Regions from separate parts of the Homo sapiens genome. Here regions 2, 3 and 4 are each linked to region 1. Evidence: chromatin loops called from intact Hi-C (ENCODE). Cell type or tissue: heart left ventricle. All regions are shown on one strand. Each heading gives the region's core, and the rest is flanking DNA. Links, peaks and the distances in the headings are about the cores only. Region 1 holds the start of LOC107985329 (a long non-coding RNA gene). Region 2 has its middle 5.1 kb from the start of CEACAM21. Region 3 has its middle 12 kb from the start of CEACAM21. Region 4 holds the start of LINC01480 (long intergenic non-protein coding RNA 1480).

Region 1 (4,933 bases), core at 627-4,626:
TGTCCTTCCAGATCTCCCAGACCAGTGGGAGAAGATACCCATCCCTATCCAGGGACAGCCAAGATGGTCAGGGTGGGGACAGAGGAAGTATAATCTGAGGGATCAAGGCTGAGATGGGGGAGGCACAGGAGGCGGAGGGGACCCAGAGAAGGCAACAGGCCCAGGCTGAAATGTCAGGAAAGTGATCTTAGAGGAGAATTGAGGCAACAAGGAAAAATGAGCCAAGTAAAGAAAGTGAATGAGGCTGGGTGCAGTGGTTCACGCCTGTAATCCCAGCACTTTGGGAGGCCAAGGTGGGTGGATCACCTGAGGTCAGGAGTCTGAGATCAGCCTGGCCAACATGGCAAAACCCCGTCTCTACTAAAAATACGGAAACTAGCCAGGCATGGGGGTGCATCTATAGTCGCAGCTACTCAGGAGGCTGAGGCACAATAATTGCTTGAACCCGGGAAGTGGAGGTTGCAGTCCGCCAAGATTGCACCACTGCACTCCCACCTGGGCAACAGAGTGAGACTCTGTCTCAAAAAAAAAAAAAAAAAAAGTGAATGAAAAGGATATAAAAGTAGAAAAATAGCATACACAGAAGCCATGGGGCTTATCTAGTGATCTAGCCCCCTGCTACTCAAAGTGCAGTCATTCATGGAATACAGCAGTAACAGCATTGTTACAGCTGTCTATTGCTGCATAACAAACAGCCCCCAGACATTGTTGTTTCAAAACAGTGACAGCATGCATTTTGCTCACGCATCTGCAATCTGCAGGGATCCCTCATCTCTGCTCCACGCTGTCTGAGGCTTCAGCTGGAATCATTGTTGGCGCATTTGCTCTCCTGTCTGGCGGTTGATGCTGGCTGAGGGCTGGGGGTGCCTCTGTTTCTCTCCCTGTCTTGTCTCCACATGGGCTAAGTTGGGCTCCCAAGGAGCTTAGAGGATGGGTTCCAAGGGCATGTATCCTGAGAGGGAGCCAGTCAGAAGCAACATCGCCTTGTGTAACCCAGCCTCATAAGCCATGCAGGGTCACTCTCACCATGTTGATGCCATCGTCAAGTCCTGATCAGGTTCAAAGGAAGGGGAAATAGCCGGGCGCGGTGGCTCCCGCCTGTAATCCCAGCACTTTGGGAGGCTGAGGCGGGCGGATCACCTGAGGTCGGGAGTTTGAGACCAGCCTGGCCGACATGGAGAAACCCCGTCTCTACTAAAAATACAAAATTAGCTGGGCGTGGTGGCACATACCTGTAATCCCAGCTACTCGGGAGGCTGAGGTAGAAGCATTGCTTGAACCCAGGAGGCGGAGGTTGCGGTGAGCTGAGATCACGCCATTGCGCTCCAGCCTGGGCAACAAGAGTGAAACTTCGTCTCAAAAAAATAAATAAAGGAAGGGGAAATGGACTCCACCTTTTCATGGGGGAGTACAAGGTTCTGGAGGAGCATGTGGGACCGGAAACATTGCTGAAATCATCAGTGGAAAACGCAAGTTACCCCAGCAGCCGCTTGGTAGGTGTGCTCACTCCCAGACCCATGCCAGACCAACCAAATCAGATGCTGTGCATACAAGAAGAGTTCCACCTGCTTTGTTTGCAAATTAGGTTTGAGAAATACTGTTTTAAATCACAAATGTGACACTGTTTTGAGCAGGTGGAGCAGGGAAAGAGTAATTACATTTAGAGAGCTCCCTCTGGCTGCCGCGTGGAGGTTGGATTAGAGGGCTCAAGAGTGGTGGTCCAGTAGAAAGAACCAAAAAAAAAAAAAAAAAAATGGATGAATTGAACATTATCAAAATTCCAAACCTGTGTACATCAAAAAACACTATTGAAAATAGATGGCCGGGCACTGTGGCTCACACCTGTACTTCCAGCACTTAGGGAGACTGAGGCTGACAGATCGCTTTGAGGCAGGGAGTTCAAGACCAACCTAGGCAACATGGCGAAACCTCGGCTCTACTAAAAAATACAAAAATTAGCTGGGTGCGATGGCAAGTGCCTATAACCTCAGCTACTCAGGAGGCTGAAGTGGGAGAATTGCTTGAGCCTGGCAGGTCGAGTCTGCAGTGAGCCAAGATCATGCCACTGCACTCCAGCCTGGGTGACAGAGTGAGACTGTCTCAATAAAAAAAAAAAGAAAAAGAAAATAAAAACACAACCTATATATTAGGAGAAAATAGTTGCAGAAATATATCTGATAAGGCTCTAGTATCTAGAATATATAAGGAACTTTTACAACTCAACAATGTAAAGACAAATATTAATAGTTCAGTTACAAAATGGGCAAAGAACTTGAATAGACATTTCCCCAAAGAAGATGTACAAGTTATTAAGCCAATAAGCACATGAAAAGATGCTCAACATTTGTGTCAGTAGGGTTCTTCAGAAAAACAGAATAAATTATATATATAGCTAAGTTATACGTATAATTTAATTAAGTTATGCGTATAATTATATATATAATTTATTCTGTTTTTCTGGAGGACCCAATTTATATATATAAATTGGCTCATGTAATTATGGAAGCTGAGAAGTCTCACGATCTGCCATTTGCACGCTGGAAATCGGGAAAGCTGGTGGTGTATTCAGTCCAAGTGTGAAGGCTTCATAACCAGGAGTGCAAATATCTGAGGTCAGGAGAAGATGGATGTCTCAGCTCCAAACAAATTCCCCCTTTTCCCCTCCCCTCCCCTCGCCTCCCCTCTTCTTTTTTTTTTTTTGAGACAGAGTCTCGCTCTATCGCCCAGCCTGGAGTGCAGTGGCGCGATCTCGGCAACCCCTCCGGGGTTGAAGCGATTCTCGTGTCTCAGCCTCTCGAGTAGCTGGGATTACAGGAGCGCGCCACATGTCCAGCTAATTTTTCTGTATTTTTTAGTAGAGGGGATGTTTCACCATGTTGGCCAGGCTGGTCTCAAACTCCCGTCCTCATGTGATCCACCCACCTCGGCCTCCCAAAGTGCTGGAATTACAGGCGTGAGCCACAGCGCTTAGCCAGAAAATTTTAAACATTACCCATGTTTTGGTTGTGCTTCTACTGGGCTCCCACCTGCTGTGATGCCCTGTCTCCACCAGGTGGCGCCAACACACCCCTGCAGCCCCTCCAGCCAAGGCAGACTGGACACTGAGGGGCAGGACCCGACTATGAGGTCCTTTGAGGAAGCAGGTCCTTATAGAGGGCGTCGTTGAGACAGGCTATTCCCACACAGGGGGCTCCTGTTGAGAGAGAAAGTCCAAGTTCTGGTGAGCGGGAGACAGGCAGGAATAATCACTCCTAAAGCTACCCATGTCACAATCCCTGGAACCCGTGAATGGTAACTTTTATGGCAAAAGGGCTCTGCAGTTGTTAAGGATATTGAGGTGGAGAAATTCTCCTGGGTTATGTGGGTGGCCCTCAATGGAATCCCAAGTGTGCTTGCAAGAGAGAGACAGAGGGAGCCCTGAACACAGAGAAGGTGAGGATGTGATAACAGAAGTAGGAGGGTGAGTGGTGTCAGGAAGGGGCTGGAGCGAGGGATGCAGCAGCCTCTAGAAGGTGGAGAAGCAGCACAGATGCTCCCTGAGGCCACCAGGTCAGTACAGCCCTGCTAGTACCTTCAGTTGACACTTCTGACTCCAAAGCCATAAGGACATCAATTTGTGTGGGTTTAAGTGACAGATTTGTGGCCACCTGTAGCAACAGCTACGAGAAACTCCTACAGGCAGGAACGGGGGGCAGAGGCAACGGTAATTTTCCTATTAAATATAACTTAAGCTAAAATGAAAATATCAGCAATAGAACTGATGAGACTGTGGGACAGCTGGAGCAGTCACACAGGTGCTGGGAGTGCGTGCTGGTACAAGGGCTTTGGAAAACCCTGTGGAAGTGTGTGTGACCCTGAACATACGGTATCTGGGAGCCAGCAGTTCCCCTCCTGGGCATATACTAAAGAGAAAAAGAGAAACACGTGTAGGCGCTCACCAAAGACACCTACTAGAATAGTCACAGCAGCCCAATCTTTTTTTTTTTTTTTGGAGACGGAGTCTTGCTCTGTCGCCTAGGCTGGAGTGCAGTGGCACAATCTCGGCTCACTGCAAGCTCCGCCTCCCGGGTTCACGCCGTTCTCCTGCCTCAGCCTCCCGAGTAGCTGGGACTACAGGCGCCCGCTACCATGCCCAGCTAATTTTTTTTTTTTTTGGTATTTTTAGTAAAGACGGGGTTTCACCGTGTTAGCCAGGATGGTCTCGATCTCCTGACTTCGTGATCCGCCCGCCTCGGCCTCCCAAAGTGCTGGGATTAGAGGCGTGAGCCACTGCGCCCGGCCACAGCAGCCCAATCTTAATAGCTTCAAACAGGAAGTTACCCAAATGCCCATCAGCAGGAATGGTGGTGTCCCACCCCTTCCATTGAGAGTGGGGTCTGTGTGCCAGTCCCCTGAGTATGGGTGGGCTTGTGACTTCTAACACTAATAAGTGTGGGGAAAATGAACTGATGTGACATCTAAGGCTGAATCATAAGAAGTGTGAGCTTTGGCCGGGCGCGGTGGCTCATGCCTGTAATCCCAGCACTTTGGGAGGCCGAGGCAGGCGGATCGCCTGAGGTCAAGAGGTCAAGACTAGCCTGGCCAACAAGGTGAAACCCCGTCTCTACTAAAAATACAAAAATTAGCTGGGCTTGGTGGCAGGCGCCTGCAATCCCAGCAACTTGGGAGGCTGGAGCAGGAGAATCGCTTGAACCTGGTAGGCGGAGGCTGCAGTGAGCTGAGATCGTGCCACTGCACTCCAGCCTGGGTGATAGAGCAATATTTCATCTCAAAAAAAAAAAAAAAAAAGAAAAGTGTGATGCTGTGTAAGAAACCCAACTGCTTCAGGATCACCATGTTGGAGAGGTCATGTGTAGGGCTCAGGTGACTGTCCCAGCTGAGCCGAGCCTTCTGGCTGTCCCCACCATAGTTTCAGACCTGTGAGTGAAGAATC
Region 2 (4,933 bases), core at 289-4,288, 120 kb after region 1:
TTGTTTTTATGCCAGGACCATGCTGATTTGGTTACTATAGCTTTGCAGTATGCTTTGATTGTCAGGAAGTGTAATGCCACTAGCTTTGTTCTATTTGTTTAAGATTGCTTTGGCAACTCAGGGTGTTTTGTGCAGGTTTTAGGAATTTTTGTGGTTTCTAATTTTAGGATCTTCTACTTCTTCGAAGAATATCATTGGTGTTTTGACAGAAATTGCATTGAATCTGTAGACCACTTTGGGTGGTAAGGACATTTTAGCAATATCAGTTCTTCCAATTCATGAACATGGAATATCTTCTATTTGTGCGTGTGTCTTTTTCAATTTATTTCATCAATGTTTTACAGTTTTCATTATAAAGGTCTTTTACTTCCTTGGTTAAATTTACTTCTTTTGTTTCAGCTATCATAAAAGATAGCTTAAAAATTTTAGCAGTAGATAGCTAAGAATAAATTGTATTCTTTTTCAGATAATTCATTATTGGCTATTACTGGTATTACTGGTGGACTATTGCATAGCATGGTTGATTAGAGTTAACAATAATGTATTCCATATTTCTTTTTTTTTTTTTACTTTTATTTTTTGAGACAGGGTCTCGCTCTGTTACCTACACTGAAGTATACAGTGGCACAATCTCAACTCACTGCCAACTCAGCCTCCCCAGCTCAAGCAATCCTCCCACCTCAGCCTCCTGAGTGACTGGGACTACAGGTGTATGCCACCATGCACAGCTAATTTTTGTCTTTTTGTAGAGACAACAACTCGCTATATTGTCCAGCCAGCATAGTCTTGAACCCCTGGGCTCAAGCAGTCCACCCATAATGGATGAGAAAGTGTTGGGATTACAGCTGAGATGGGATTGCGGGGGGCGGGTTGGGGAAGGTGAGGTTCAGAGAGGGCAGGGCCTGCAGGGAGAGGGGCTGCAGGGAGCTAGATACTGCCCCCCAAGGAGGAGGGAGCACTGTTCCCATCAGAGTGCACATCTCCTTGCAGCAGCTGCACAAATAGAGAGCCCTGGCCAGGCTGATGGAGCCTCCCATGCCTGCTTTGCCCCAGGGTGTGGATTCTGAAATCTGTGCCCCTAACGGGTGGGACTGAGGTCCACAGTGACATCCCAGGGGAATCTATGATTCCAAACTCCAGCCACCCCGCCTACAAAATAGGAAAACGCTATGCTTTTCCTATTAAATCCCAAATTCCATCAGTGCAAGCTCTCACCCTCTAAATCAGAAAGTTCAGTCATTCCTGGCGTCCTCCCACACCCCCAGCCTGACTTGCAGACACACAGGGTGGCTGACACCTGTCCCTGCTCCTCCCCCTGGCCCAGCTGCTGTGCATCCTGGAGGTGATGAATGATCAGGACAAGGGAGCCTAGAGCGGGCCCCACAGCTGTCAGGAAGCCAGGACTCAGCCTCCAGGCGGCAGTCACCCTGGTGCCACAGCGACAGCGCTGATGGCCATTCTGAAGACTGGGGGTGTCAGGAGAGCTGGGCGTCCCACAGAACTGCACAGAATAATGGGGAACGAGGGTGACACAGGACTCAGGATTTCAGATGGGTAGGTAGGCTCAGCTGGGAGCTCAGGGACAGACCTGAGGAGCCTCAGTGGGAAGTGCTGAAGTGGAAAGTTCTGGAATGTTTCAGGAAAAAGGCTGGAGGCTTAGAGGAAAGGCTGTCGCTCCTAATATGGCTGGCAACCCTGGATGGGCTGTGTTCCTCCCACCTGCCCATCCTCTCACTGCTGCCACCTCTAGGGACACAACCTCTCTTCATGTCCACCTTCCCAAACTCACCTGCACTCCTCCATTATCTGACTTTATGTGAAAGCAGTGCTAAGATCCCTCTCCTGCAATGCAAGAAGGAGATGAGAGGCCCGGGTCCCCACAGACAACTCAGCAGTGGGGTCCTGCTGAAGTGGGACCGGGCAGAATCATGCACTCCCAACATCCTGGATCCTGACTGGGGGTAACAGTGAAGTTCAAAGACCATGCCATCAAAATCTCCAGAGTGAGGCTCCTCCCTGGGGTCCCTGAGGTCTGTCCAGGAGCTGCTCCCTGAGCAAATCTAGAGCGTGGAGGGCTGGGGTTGTGGCAGTAAAAGCAGCCACATTTGTCTCAGGGTGGAAAGGGAGACGGTGAGCTCCAGTAAGGGCAAGGGCGCCATCTAGTGGGCGCCTCCTGCTAAGGAGCAAGGAGACCAGGAGAGCGGAGATCAGGGCTGGCCTTGGACTAAGGGGTGAGTTCAGGTGGAGGGGACTGAGGTGTAAGGAGGCGGGTGAAGTGGGGAAGTGGTGGGGAGACATGGGAGGAGCAGGTGAGGGGAAGCTTCAGGGAAGCTGCGGGAGGGCACAGCAGGGCTCTCCACTCCTCAGCATTGACATTTGGGTGGTCAAACTGGTGGGGCTCTGTGAACTGCAGGGTGTTCAGCACCATCCACCCACTCAATGCCAGCAGGACTCCCTCCCCCAGCTCTGACAACCAACAATGTTTCCAGACTTTGCCAAATGTCCCCTAGAGGGCAAAATTTCCCCTGGCAGAGTCACTGATCCACACTAATCTCTAATAACAATTCACCAGTAAAATCCTTCACTTGGGAGAAGAATCGCATGTGTGGGAAGAGTAGAAACTTATATCTTCAATATCTGTCAAAATGGCTTTCATTTATTCCATAATTTGATGTACCAGGAGAAGGCATGTTTAGAGATGATGCCATTTGGCTGCCTGTACCTCACAGCAGGAATGACATGGGCTTTCCAAGGATCTATACAACAAAAACCAGAATGACACACACTGAGTTACACTACAAAGTGGGACATGGGGGATCCTGTAGACATTGAAAGAAGAAAATGCATGACCCCAAGGCACCAGATAGTCCACTCTGATGCTCTCACCATCCTAGAAAACATCTCAGCCATGAATGCAGTCACATATGTCATTAGGAAGGAATGTCTTATTAAGGGGAAAATTGTAGCAAAGGAATTTCTGTTTATGTTCAAATTTGTAGACTTTTGTATTATTCTTTAAATAAGAATCTACTCTCCCCCAAAATGAATGCAATCAGTGTCTGGACAGTGTTGGGGTCTTACTCCTGGCCCCTGGGAGCTGGGAGCTGACAGTGCCCTGCTGCCCCAGCCCTGGGCCTTCTCTGAACCTCAAGAACACTGGATGGCCCCCATTTAGGGAGTAGAGAGGAGAGGTCTTTTAAACATCCTCACCAGTCACCTCTCCACCTTTCAGACCCTGGGCAGAATCTGTTGCCCACTCTTGGATTTGATCTTTAAGTTACTGACTTTAAAGCATTTTGACACTTTTTTTTTTTTTTGGTAGTCAGAAGCTTTCCACCTCCTTGGGAAAAGTGATTCTCTACTCTATGTACAGGAATAACCAGTAGAAATAGAGAAAAAATGCATTAATATTCAGAAAGAAGATGATCTCTATGTGAACAAATGAAAGCTTAAAATCATCAGAGTCAACATAAAATCAACATTGCCAGTGCTAAAACTACAAAAGTGACATTAACGGTGAACTAGAAGAATAAAACAAGCATTACAGTTGCTGGTAAACCTAAATCACTTATTTTTTTAAAAGACCATTCTGGTATATTGCAATGATGACAGGAGTGCCCTTCAGTCAATATGATGCCTGTAATTTTTGTGACCTGGCAAGATATACTGTCCCTTCTCCTTTTAAATCTCAAATGCAAAATGAGAGGCAACTCCTGGGTCACCCCCTCCCAGAGCAAACTGCCTGCAAGCAGCCCCTGGAAGAGCAGAGGCCCTAGTTTCCCTGATCCTCAAGGCAGGAGCGATGGGAAGCTCCCTGTAAGCCGGGGGAGAGCTTTGTTCCCAGAATGTTCCTCCTCTTCCCAGAGGCACCAACCCCGATGCCCTGACACTTACCTTCTGCTCTCTCGCCCAATGTTCACTCAAATATTGAGTGCTTGGTGAGTCTGCAGAGCTCAGGAACTTCTGGGAGCCAAATCACCACCAGCTCCTCCAGAAAAGATACCTGTGCACACCCAAAACCACCCCACTGAGCCCTGCCTGGGGTCTGTACCACATCCAGCATGTGCACTGTGAGCATAGAATCCGGCCCTGAATTCATGACCACCCACCAACATGCCCCCAACTGAAACCAGCAAATTCCCACACATGGCAAGCACTGAGGCTTGGAGGTGCTTTCTCACGAGGTGGTTCTGCTTCCACCATGGGGTGGTTGTCACTGACACTGGAAGTTGCTCAGCACCTGATAGTGGTGCAGGACTCAGGGACCCTCAACATCAATCTGGTGAAGGCAGATGGGGCCCCTCCAGATCTTCTCCCACCTGCAGGTGCCCAGCTCAGTAAGACCCCAACCCTGGGAGGAGGATCCAGACCCCTGTGCCAGGTAGACCAAGCTTGAGGCCTCAGGCAATGAGAGAGAAGGAGATGGAGGTCTGACCAGGAGCTGCTCTTCCTTGAGAGCCCGGGTCCCTTCCTTGTGCAAAGGCTTGGCTTATGAACAGAATCCTCAATCTGTAGTGACAGTGCCTAAGAGGATGACATGGACTCCGGCCTGATGTGCAGCCGTCCCTGTCTAACCCCTCCCTGCTGCAGGACAGCACCAGCCCAGGAGAGGAATCCTCAGTTGGGGAGCCAGTAAGAACATGGAATACTCGGGGCCTCTTACCTTCCTCCAGTCCACAGCAGCAGCCACCGTTTGTGCCTAGGACACCCACCTGCTGGCCCTTCTGACCCTTACAGTCAGGCCTTCCAGATGCCACTCCTGACTCAAGGCCCAGCTACTTTCACCCTGCTGAGCCCTGCTCCTCCCAACCAGGGTCACTGCCTTGCTAAGCACCTCCTCCAGCTCCAGCTGACTGGTCACCCAACACCCAAACCCCAGAGGACAAACAAGAAAATAAACAGATATGAAGTCTGAAGGAGATGCAGGCTATGA
Region 3 (4,933 bases), core at 509-4,508, 110 kb after region 1:
CCACTGTACCCAAAAAGTGCAATTAAAAAAAATTTGTAATAGCAAGCTAGGAAGAAAGACTTTCACATGCAAGGCCTCTATGTAGAAAAACATGAAACCTGGTTGAAAGACAATAAACAATAACTAACAGACCATAAAGATATAAATAACTAAACAGGTGGGGGTGGGGGAGAGAGAGAGAGAGTCTGTGTTCATTAATAGGAAGACTTGGTATTATGAAAATACTTTCCCCAAATTATGTATAGAATTATGAACTTCCAAATAAAATCCTTGCAGTTGTCTTTTAGCTGGACAAGCCAATTCTAAAATTCATGTGGTACAACAAAGAACCCTGAAGAAGAGTAACAAGGGGGCAATTGCCTACTGCACATCAAGTTGTCTCATAAAGCTCTGCTATTTAATATTTAAGACAGCGTGCTATTGGTATGCTGGTGGCACAGAGTGAAAAATCAGGAACTATTTCTACACATGCATAGAAACTTTATAATAAAGGTAGCATTACAGATAAATTGGGGAAAGAGAAGCAGTATTCATTCATGATTCTTGAGAAATTGGTCAGTCTACACACAAAGACCCTTGGGGATGTGTTTGAATTAGATAGAAAAAGTACTAATATAAAAGCAAAATATGATACATTCTATTATATTAAAAGTAACATCTACTTAAGAAAGAACACAGGCCAGGTGCTGTGGCTCACGCCTGTAATCCCAACACTTTGGGAGGCCAAAGAGGGTGGATCACCTGAGGTCAGGAGTTCGAGACCAGCCTGACAAACATGGTGAAACCCCATCTGTACTAAAAATACAAAAATTAGCTGGGTGTGGTGACAGGCACCTGTAATCCCAGCTACTTGGGAAGCTGAGGCAGGAGAATCACTTGAACCCAGGAGACGGAGGTTGCAGTGAGCCGAGATCGGCCAGTGCACTTCAGCCTAGGTGACAGAGCAAGACTCCATCTCAAAAAAACAAAACAAAACAAAGAAAGAAAGAAAGAAAAAACACTATAAAGAAAGTTTTTTTTAAGAAAAAAAAAAGAAGAAGAAGACACAAACTGGGAAAGAGATGTGCAGCACATACAGTTGACAAAGAATCTGTGTCCAGAATATGTAAATAACACAAAGCACGAAGGAAAAGACACACGACACAATAGAAAAGCTGAAGATGTCACATCCTAAAATTGTGTCTGCATACAACAGGAAATATGTATAAAGAGGTATGTCCACCATGGCAGCATGTATACAGCAAAAATACAAAACCAAAAAACACCCCAAGTGGTCACCAAAAACATGAGAGAAATAAAATGTGGCATATTAATGCAACAGGAGAATACCTAATAATAAAAATGCAAAAACTACAGCCAGCCACGCACATCTACAGGAGTGAAATTTGAGAACATAATTTTGACCGAAAAAAAAAGCAAGTATTTGAAAATTCAGTATTTCTTTTTTCTTTTTTTTTTTGGAGACAGAGTCTGGCGCTGTCGCCCAGGCTGGAGTGCAGTGGCGCGATCTCGGCGCAGTGCAAGCTCCACCTCCCGGGTTCACGCCGTTCTCCTGCCTCAGCCTCCCAAGTAGCTGGGACTACAGGCGCCCGCCACCACGCCCGGCTAATTTTTTGTATTTTTAGTAGAGATGGGGTTTCACTGTGTTAGCCAGGATGGTCTCGATCTCCTGACCTCGTGATCCGCCTGCCTCCGCCTCCCGAAGTGCTGGGATTACAGGTGTCAGCCACTGCGCCCAGCCTCAGTATTTCATTTTCAAGAAGTTTAAAAGCACATAACGAAATATATGGTTTTTCAGGATGCAGAGTGTGGTTGAAAATAATAACAGTAAGAGTATTCTAATATTTTGCATATTGGCTACTGAGAGTGGGGTGGGGAATGGAATTGGGTTGGGATACACAGCAGAGTTGGGGATACTGGTTCTGTTCTTTCTTAAGGTGGGTGAAGATAGTCTTGTTGTTTTCACTGTTGCTCTCCAAGGGGCAGGACACTGATTGCAGCAGCCCAGCCAGGTCCTATGCGAGGCCACCGCTGTCCTGGCCACCCCGGGACAGGGGCCTTGGCTACTCTCCCACACCTGTCTGGGCTGTTCCTCGGCGCTTCTGAAATCCCATCCCAGCCAGGGAAGGAACCCTGGTGGGGTGGAGTGGAGGCGAGGCACTCTGTAACCCCATCGGGGTGTGGAGCAGCTCTAGGTCCCAAAAGGCCACTAGGCATGCGCAAGGTCGCACATGCAGAAGAGAGACCCCTGCTCAGAGGCCAGAGCCGGCATGAGGCGGTCAGAGAGGATCCCCTAGTGGTGGAGGTGGAAAATTGCAAGGACGGAAAATTCCGCGTGAAAGGCGGACTTTGAACAGATCCCATCCAGGGAGCTGCTCTGCTGCAGAGAAAACTCGGACCCAGAAGCAGCTCCTCTAGGAACGGATTAGCTTCAGGGTTGTCACCAACCTGCCTTGAGTGAAGGGCAAGGGGGTGGTCCCTTTTCCACTGGACGCCATTTCCCTGGACAAGGGGCTCTCAGCACAGGACCTAGGCAGTGGCTGGGGGCTGGCACAGTGGTGGACTCTCTATCCCAGGCCAGCCGAGGCTCCATGGAGCTGCCCTAAGGCTCAGCCTGGGCGGATTCTGACTTAGAGGCTTCAGTCATCATCCCGCAGATGGCAGCTTCACCCATTGGCCCCTCAGCCAAGCACAGGCACCAAGTATCTGAATCTGCAGGGCCTCTGGTACTGGGCAGGATCGCCATGGCAACAACACATCATCACCAGGGTAAACCTAGCCTGTCTCACCTGGTCTAAACCAGCTCAGGTTCTCTGAGTGGGTGAGCAATCGTAGAAATTCTGCCTTACAATGAAAAAAAGAACCCACAGACAGGGATGAAAAATCGAGGGCATTGTGAACGCTTGCTGGCCACAAGCCAGCTAGCCCTGTGGTAACATTTCTGACACCTCCTGCTTAAAACCCAAAAGGTCAGAAAGATCCTAAGGCCCCGCTTTCACCTTCTGAATTCCTGCCGCAAATAAAGACCAAGGAGTGAGTTATTTATTATTTATTTATTTATTTATTTATTTATTTATTTATTATTTTGCCCTCCTGCTCCTCGGGAGGCTTCTGTCCTGAGCTCGCCTTAGCTAATCCTGCGTTACCGTTCGGCAGGTGTGCGCCTCAATCTCCCCACCTTACCGCCAGGGAACTTAGCCTGACGACACTCCGCCCCATCGGGTCAGGGAAAAACGGTAGGAGTAGTGGAATTTCACATTTCGCCCTCTGCCTGCATGGCCAGTCAACTCCGCCCCTCGCGGAAACAGGGGGTGGGCGCGGGACCAACTACTGATCCCCTCCCCTGTCTCTTCACAGCGCTGCAGTCAGGCTCAGCCGATGCTTCTTTCCTGCAGGTTCCGCCGAGCCCGTCCCTTGGCGGTGGTGTCACTGGATGCTGGGAAGAGATGGTGGGAAGAGCCTCCATCCATTGGCGCGTCACTAATTAGACAAGGAGGCCTTGGGCTCCCTTGAGAGAGTCACGGTTTCTCCTCCGTTGACCCGCCCTTCATTGAACTCCTTTACTTGGATATTCAGAGCGCTGGACAGAGATCACTTGGCGCTAACACCCTCGGAGGTCCTCACGGCGCTCCGTCGGAATGACACAGTCGGATTCCCAAGCTGCGAAGGGTGAGGGAGGGACTGCAGCGCAGGAACTGAGGAGGAGAGGCCCGCGCGCCCACTGGAGCCGAGCGGTGAGGAATAACCGGACCGACCCCCGACGGTGCGTGGTGAGTCTCCCCAACCTGCACCATTCGCGCCCCGAGGCGCCCCAAGCGCGGCTGGGAGGCCAGCTGTGGCTGGGACGATTCACTAGAAGGGCCGGCCTGCGTCGAGTTTCCAGGGTGGCCGCCAGTGACCCCGGCGGGGCCCATCCCCCTTGCCCTCAGAGCCCGCCCCGCCCCGCTCCCCTGTGGCACCGCCACCGCTACTCCAGGAGGCACAGTGGGGAGGAGAAGGGGGTGGGGAGCCTAAGGAGAGGAGTGAAGGTGTCCTGGCCTGCCTTGGGGAAGGGGCGGGGGCGGGTGCCTCTGGGACACCCAGCCCGGGGGATCAGCCCTGAGAGCCAGTCCTTACCCTGAAGTTACAGATCTGGCTTCCAGATTTCTGTAACCTACCTTGTTCCAACACAGGCCTGAGGCTGTTCCTGTTAGAGACCTGTTGCGGATACGGGTAGGGCCCTGCGGGAGATTTACATCTCCAGTCTTCCCCCCCGCCCCCCGCCCCCCTTGTTTTTCACAGACAGGCTAGAGCAGCGGCGCTATCATAGCTCACTGCAGCCTCGAACTGGTGAACTGGAGGGATCTTCCCAACCATCTTTTGTCTTTTTTAAGAAGAAAAATACAAAAGCTTTTATATAGGCTTACACACAGCTACAGAGCAAATCTTTATCGTATATCCAAGATTATCAACCACTTGACTGTACAACCAGGAATCATAACACATTTGAGAACAACCAGTGGCAAAATAGGAAAATGGGCCAATGAAGAAGATAGGTGACTAATAAATAAAAATCTGATATCAAGTGTAGGCAAGTTGTAGGGAAAATGGGTGATGAACGAATAGAACAAATGCCTGGGGTAAACATCATTCGAAAGCCCAGAAAGAAGCTTTTAGACATCTTTATTGCTTTTTGGGGGGGCGGGGGGGGTGGGGTTCTGGAGGATTGATGGCTGAACTCTCATGAAAAGGGTGCAGTCAGAGAACAAGAAAGAGTTCCCAGGAATTAAAATTGTAAACAGAAAAGCAAATTCAGGGTAATTGCTGAAAGACCCACCAAAGGATCTCCAAGATACAATTGAGAAAATCAACCCTAACATAAAGGCAAAAGACAAAGGTGGGTTATTTGAGCGAGAAGTGGTTTGAGGATTTGCAAATATTTGTTTAGTATTGA
Region 4 (4,933 bases), core at 371-4,370, 89 kb after region 1:
AGGTGCCATTTACCACCTTCCTGACTCATTGGCCAGAACCAATGTTAGTGGAATTAACATATGCCCCACCCCAAGTGACTTCTAAAGGGCTAACTCACCACAAGGGAGTCAGAGCAGATCTTGGACTGAGACCTACAGGACACAGGTACTGCTTTTTCTCTTTTATTTGTTTTAAATTTTATTTATGTTTTTAGATCAAATAGTTCAGATTGCATTGGTTTTTAATCTGCTGTTGTTGGATTAACATATGCTTTAAGCGACTCTTAAATAGGTGGCTCACCAGGAGAAAGGCATAGCAGAACCTGGACTGAGACCTACGGGAGACAGGTATTGCTTTTTCTCTTCTAATCATTTTAAATTTAATTTACCATCTTTCATCAAATAGCTCCGATCATATCATTATTTTTTCTTTTCTGTTTTGTTGGTGGTTTTATTGGTGGAGTTTTATTTTACTATTTTAGAAAAGCAGTCTTTTAAAAAAGACTTTTAAAAAGTTTTATTACTCTTTTTTTTAAAAAAATTATGTTTTCCCTTGATGTGCTTATTTCCTTTATAAAGATCATCACCATTAAATTACTAGGAGATACTGCGGCTGATTTTGTCATGCGTGAGATAAGAAATTTTTTGCCAAAGCAATTAGTGATGAGTGCAATGGAAAAATCCGTGATGATCTTTTAAGATGATTAACTTTCTAATCCAGAAAATGCTGCTGTTTGTACTGAACAAAATAGCTTTATTTTTATATGACCAGGGGTACATAAAATGCTTCAAAACAACACATAATTTGGCAAAAATACTATGTCTTGCCAGCCAGAAGAATAAGTGTGGTTTTATTTCTATGTATATGTCTAGTACCATGCCTGCACTAGAGTTGGGAAATTTTAAAAACATCACCTATTGATACAGAAGAGAAGTGCTGGGAAGGGAAGGGCATGGTCCCTTTGAATGATACAGAAAAGGTGAAGGAAAGTGATGGGTAGAGGAGGCCGGGGTCCCTGGCTAGGGCTCCAAACCTGGGCTTGTGCCCCTGGACCTAGATGAGGACAGGCATTTTTGTTTTCCTGACCAAATGTTGCATTTCCCAAGATCACCCTGGCCCACCATGCCCTATCCTGTGCCTAAAAAAACCCTGGGACCCTAGCAGGCAGACACACAGGAGGTTGGACGTCGAGAGGAGCACATCAGTGCAAGAACACATGGGTGGCTGCCACTTCTCTCCCTTTCCTGAGAGGGAAAAACTCTCGACGCTGAGAGGAATCCACCAACAGGCACCAGCACTCTGGCAGGCCACCGACCAATGGATTGACATAGAGTTTGGCTGGGGCAGCCAGAGGAGAGCCTGGGCCGCTGAATAACCCGACTTCAGGGGAAAACTATTCTCCCTTTTGGCTCCCCCATCTGCTGAGAGCTACTTCCACTCAATAAAACCTTGCACTCATTCTCCAAGACCACGTGTGATTTGATTTTTCTGGTACACCTAGGTAACAACCGCGGGATACAGAAAGCCCTCTGTCTTTGGGTTAAGGAATGGGTCTAATTGAGCTGGTTACCACAAAGCCACCTATAGATGGCAAAACTAAAAGAGCACATGGTACCACATGTCCACTGGGGCTTCAGCAGCTGTAAACATCTACCCCTAGATGCTGCCATGGGGTTGTAGCCCCACAACTTGCCAGTCTGTATGCTTCCCTAGAGGTTTGAGCAGCGGAGTACTAAAGAAGCAAGCCACACCCCCACTCCACCTCCTGTGAGGGGGACAAGGAAACTTTTCCCATTTCAACTGGTGGCTCGTCTGGGATCTCGGAAGGTGAGTGTGAGTGAATGGGAAACTGTTGGGCCTGCCTTTCTTCCAAAACTCTGCCACTTCTCTCCCTTTCCTGCAGGTAAAAGACTCTGTTTTCCTTTCATCTCTTTTCTCTCTCACACATTATTTGAAATGGATCTTATCTCTTCCTTTATAATGTTAAGAGTTTTGCTACAGGCTGAGGCAATGTTACTAAGTAAAATGAGCATTTGGCTCAGCCGCCAAAGGTGCAAATCAGACCAATTTTTCCTAGAGGTGCCATGTATGCCTCCACCTTGACAGCCCCAGGCATGAGCGGCTTCCAGGGCACCTCTCCTTACCCTTTTCCCTCCCAGCTCCAGCACCTAGGCATGCCTGCAGCAGGCAAAGGCCACACCCAATAGCCATGAAGGGGCAGGGGGAGCAATGTCGCAGAAGTGTCTCCCTCCACTGCCTGGGATGAGGGGGGTGTGAGAAAACCGATGGTAGCCAGGACCCTACAGAGTGCTTCTCACCCACTGCATCAATGGAACCTTTCCTTCCATGGCCAAGGAATTCAACCTGGTCTGAACTGGGGGAAGGATGGGAAAGTTATAAGGATTAGAGGGGCCCACTTGCACTAAGCAAGGGGTTCTTCCCCCAGCATTCCCCACTTTTTGCCTCTTTAACTGTTTTTCTCTTTTTTTCTTTTCTAAGTGAGAATCCCCACCGCTCTGTTTCTAATAGGGAAGTTAACAGAGGAGTGACCCCTGCTGGCTGATAATTGCAAATTCAGCAGGGCTTATTTGAGGCACTAAATGGATATAAACAGCCTCTGAAATGCTTTTTCAGTCCCAAACTCAATTCCAAGCTTCAGGCTGAGGCCCTAGAAAGAGAAAGCAGGTCTGAGGAATTCAAAGCCAGGCAACAGGCACAATGTAAATGGACAGGACCAATTCCTGCTGACTGAACCCCATCCCACAGAAGGAGGCCATGCCTCATGGGATAAAAAGGCCCAGGGAACTCAAAGTTTTTCAACAGCAGGGAGAAAAGGAAACATAGGTGAGGGCAGTTAATTCCTAATCTCCAGGTTCTCCCTGCTTCATGGGTACATACCGCATTTGTACCTGTGGCCGGCACCTGCCAAGGTTGCCAGGGCGCAGGGGTAAGAGGTGGAAAGTGAAGTGAAGATGCTTGCTTTCCCTCCCCATCACACCCTGAGCTTTTTGCCAAAAGAAGGAAGGGAAATGAGGAACACCTCTATTCCCTGTCTTTCAGAATGGGCAGCCAGTTCTCCTCACCACCCCCAGCTTGTACTCCCCTTGAGTGTATCCTGAACCATTGGGACTGTTTTGACCCTCAGAATCCAGAGGAAAAGCATCTCATAGCCCTCCGCACATAGGTTTGGCCAAATTATGGTTTACAGGAAGGACTGGCTTGGCTTCAGGAAGGGACCATTCATTTCAATACCATCCTGCAATTAGAACTTTTCTCTGGATGTGAGGACACATGGTCTGAGGCCCCAAATGTGCAGGCTTTCTATACCTTGCAAAGCAATCCAGACCTTTGCTGACATGTAGGATTGTTCCAGCCCTCCTGTTTGCTGTCTCGGGGAAGGCTGCCAGGGTCAAGCCCAGGGAATTAAAGACACGAGTCCCAGACGCACCCCCAGCTGACGTGCCAGCTCCCTCAAGCCCTGCTCCTCTGGGTCCACCCCAACCTCCGTATCCAGCTTCAGCCTCTCACCTGGCCCCTCCTAGAAATCTTCATCCCAAACAAGCCCAGTCTCACTCTTGCCCCTCCTACAGATGCCCAGTGAATTTGGGCCCAGTAAGGTCCAAGTCCTCTTTTCCCTACAAGACTTAAAGCAAATTAAGGGAGATCTGGGCAAGTGTTCAGATGACCCTGATAGATATATAGAAGCTTTCCAGAATTTCACCCTAACATTTGAACTCTCCTGGAGAGACGTTATGTTACTTTTGAGTCAGAACCTGATAGACACTGAGAAGCAGGCTGCTCTGCCAGCAGCAGAGAGATTTGGGGATGAGCTTTGCATCACCTATAGCATCAGGGAAGGGAGCGAATATTATCCAACTGGAAGAGAAGTAGCACCAGTGAAGGACCCTAAATGGGATCCCAATAATGAGATGGAAGACTGGAAGAGGAGACACTTTCAGGTGTGCATAATAGAGGGCTTACGTAGGTCTAAGACCAAGCCTCTCAATTATACTAAGTTGTCCATAATTAACCAGGGATTTGATGAAAATCCCACTGCCTTCCTGGAGAGGCTAAGAGAGGCCTTGGTAAATCACACCTCTCTATCTCCTAATTCAATCGAGGGACAGATAATCCTAAAGGATAAAATTATTACTCAGGCAGCTCCTGACATCAGGAGGAGGTTGCAGAAATGGGACTTGGGACCAGATAGTACATTAGAGGACCTCCTGAAAGTAGCCACCTCGATCTTTTATTATAGAGACCCCTGGGAGGAATCTGACTGCCGTTTTCCCCCAAAACAATGCCCCCTTTCAGCAGGAAGCAGCTAAGACTGGTCATCATCCATATTCTAATGGCAGTTAGATGTACCTCTTCAGAGGGGGCAAATGACATGAAAGTGAAGTGCTGGGATGGGAAGGGCATGATCCCTTTGAATGATATAGAAAAGGTGAAGGGAAGTGTTGGATACAGGAGGCTGTGGTCCCTGGCTAAAAGCTCCACACCTGGGCTTGTCCCCACGGACCTAGATGACAACAGGCATTTTTGTTTTCCTGACCGAATGTTGTCTTTCCCAAGATCATCCTGGCCTGCTAAGACCCATCCTGTGCTTATAAAAACCCCAAGACCCTAGCAGTCAGACACACAGGAGGCTTGACGTCGAGAGGAGCACATCAGCGGAGGAACACACAGGCGGCTGGACATGAAGAGGAACATGACAACAGGCACCAGCACACCAGCAGGGCACCGACTTATAGAACGATGTGGATTTTGCCTGGGGCAGTCAGAGGAGAGCCAGGGCTGCTGAACGGCCCCAATCCAGGGAGAAACCAATCTCCTTTCTGGCTCCCCCATCTGCTGAGAGCTACTTCCACTCAATAAAACCTTGCACTCATTCTCCACGTCCACGTGTGACCTGATTCTTCTGGAATGCCAAGGCAAGAACCCTAGGATACA

Evidence for each region. A loop is a pair of places that touch in the nucleus more often than their neighbours do. Peaks named below come from ENCODE experiments on the same cell type or tissue, not always from the same donor. Only the 100,000 strongest peaks of a DNase experiment are listed, where the experiment ranks them.
Region 2: a loop joins it to region 1, with 8 times the contacts of the local background. A loop is called at or near these places in 100 of 110 quality-filtered maps.
Region 3: it touches region 1 in a loop (7-fold over the local background); 99 of 110 quality-filtered maps call a loop at or near these places.
Region 4: a loop joins it to region 1, with 6 times the contacts of the local background. A loop is called at or near these places in 45 of 110 quality-filtered maps.

What each region holds. Positions count from the first base shown.
Region 1 is chr19:41,446,483-41,451,415 of GRCh38, forward strand. LOC107985329 (a long non-coding RNA gene) reads right to left here and starts at 3,110. Exons shown (of 2, transcript XR_001753941.2): 1 at 3,027-3,110; 2 at 2,453-2,607. RefSeq lists an enhancer at 2,727-2,786. In heart left ventricle, for the core only: CTCF peaks have their summits at 1,645 and 3,037 (motif pointing right); a DNase peak (open chromatin) is centred at 3,079; H3K4me3 peaks cover 1,724 bases; H3K27ac peaks cover 781 bases.
Region 2 is chr19:41,568,649-41,573,581 of GRCh38, forward strand. It overlaps a transcript of CEACAM21 not described here. Among named protein-coding and RNA genes, the nearest start is that of CEACAM21, 5.1 kb to the right of the region's middle. RefSeq lists a silencer at 1,184-1,478. In heart left ventricle, for the core only: CTCF peaks have their summits at 2,165 (motif pointing left) and 2,371; a DNase peak (open chromatin) is centred at 2,173; H3K27me3 peaks cover 2,153 bases.
Region 3 is chr19:41,561,287-41,566,219 of GRCh38, forward strand. It overlaps a transcript of CEACAM21 not described here and the pseudogene LOC110467527. Among named protein-coding and RNA genes, the nearest start is that of CEACAM21, 12 kb to the right of the region's middle. RefSeq lists an enhancer at 2,133-2,427. In heart left ventricle, for the core only: a CTCF peak has its summit at 2,303; DNase peaks (open chromatin) are centred at 2,235, 3,335 and 3,825; H3K4me3 peaks cover 1,077 bases; H3K27me3 peaks cover 3,182 bases.
Region 4 is chr19:41,535,457-41,540,389 of GRCh38, forward strand. It overlaps LINC01480 (long intergenic non-protein coding RNA 1480), which reads left to right and starts at 42. Exons shown (of 3, transcript NR_110724.1): 1 at 42-145; 2 at 258-327; 3 at 1,145-1,448. In heart left ventricle, for the core only: a CTCF peak has its summit at 2,547 (motif pointing left); no DNase peak of the experiment used is centred there.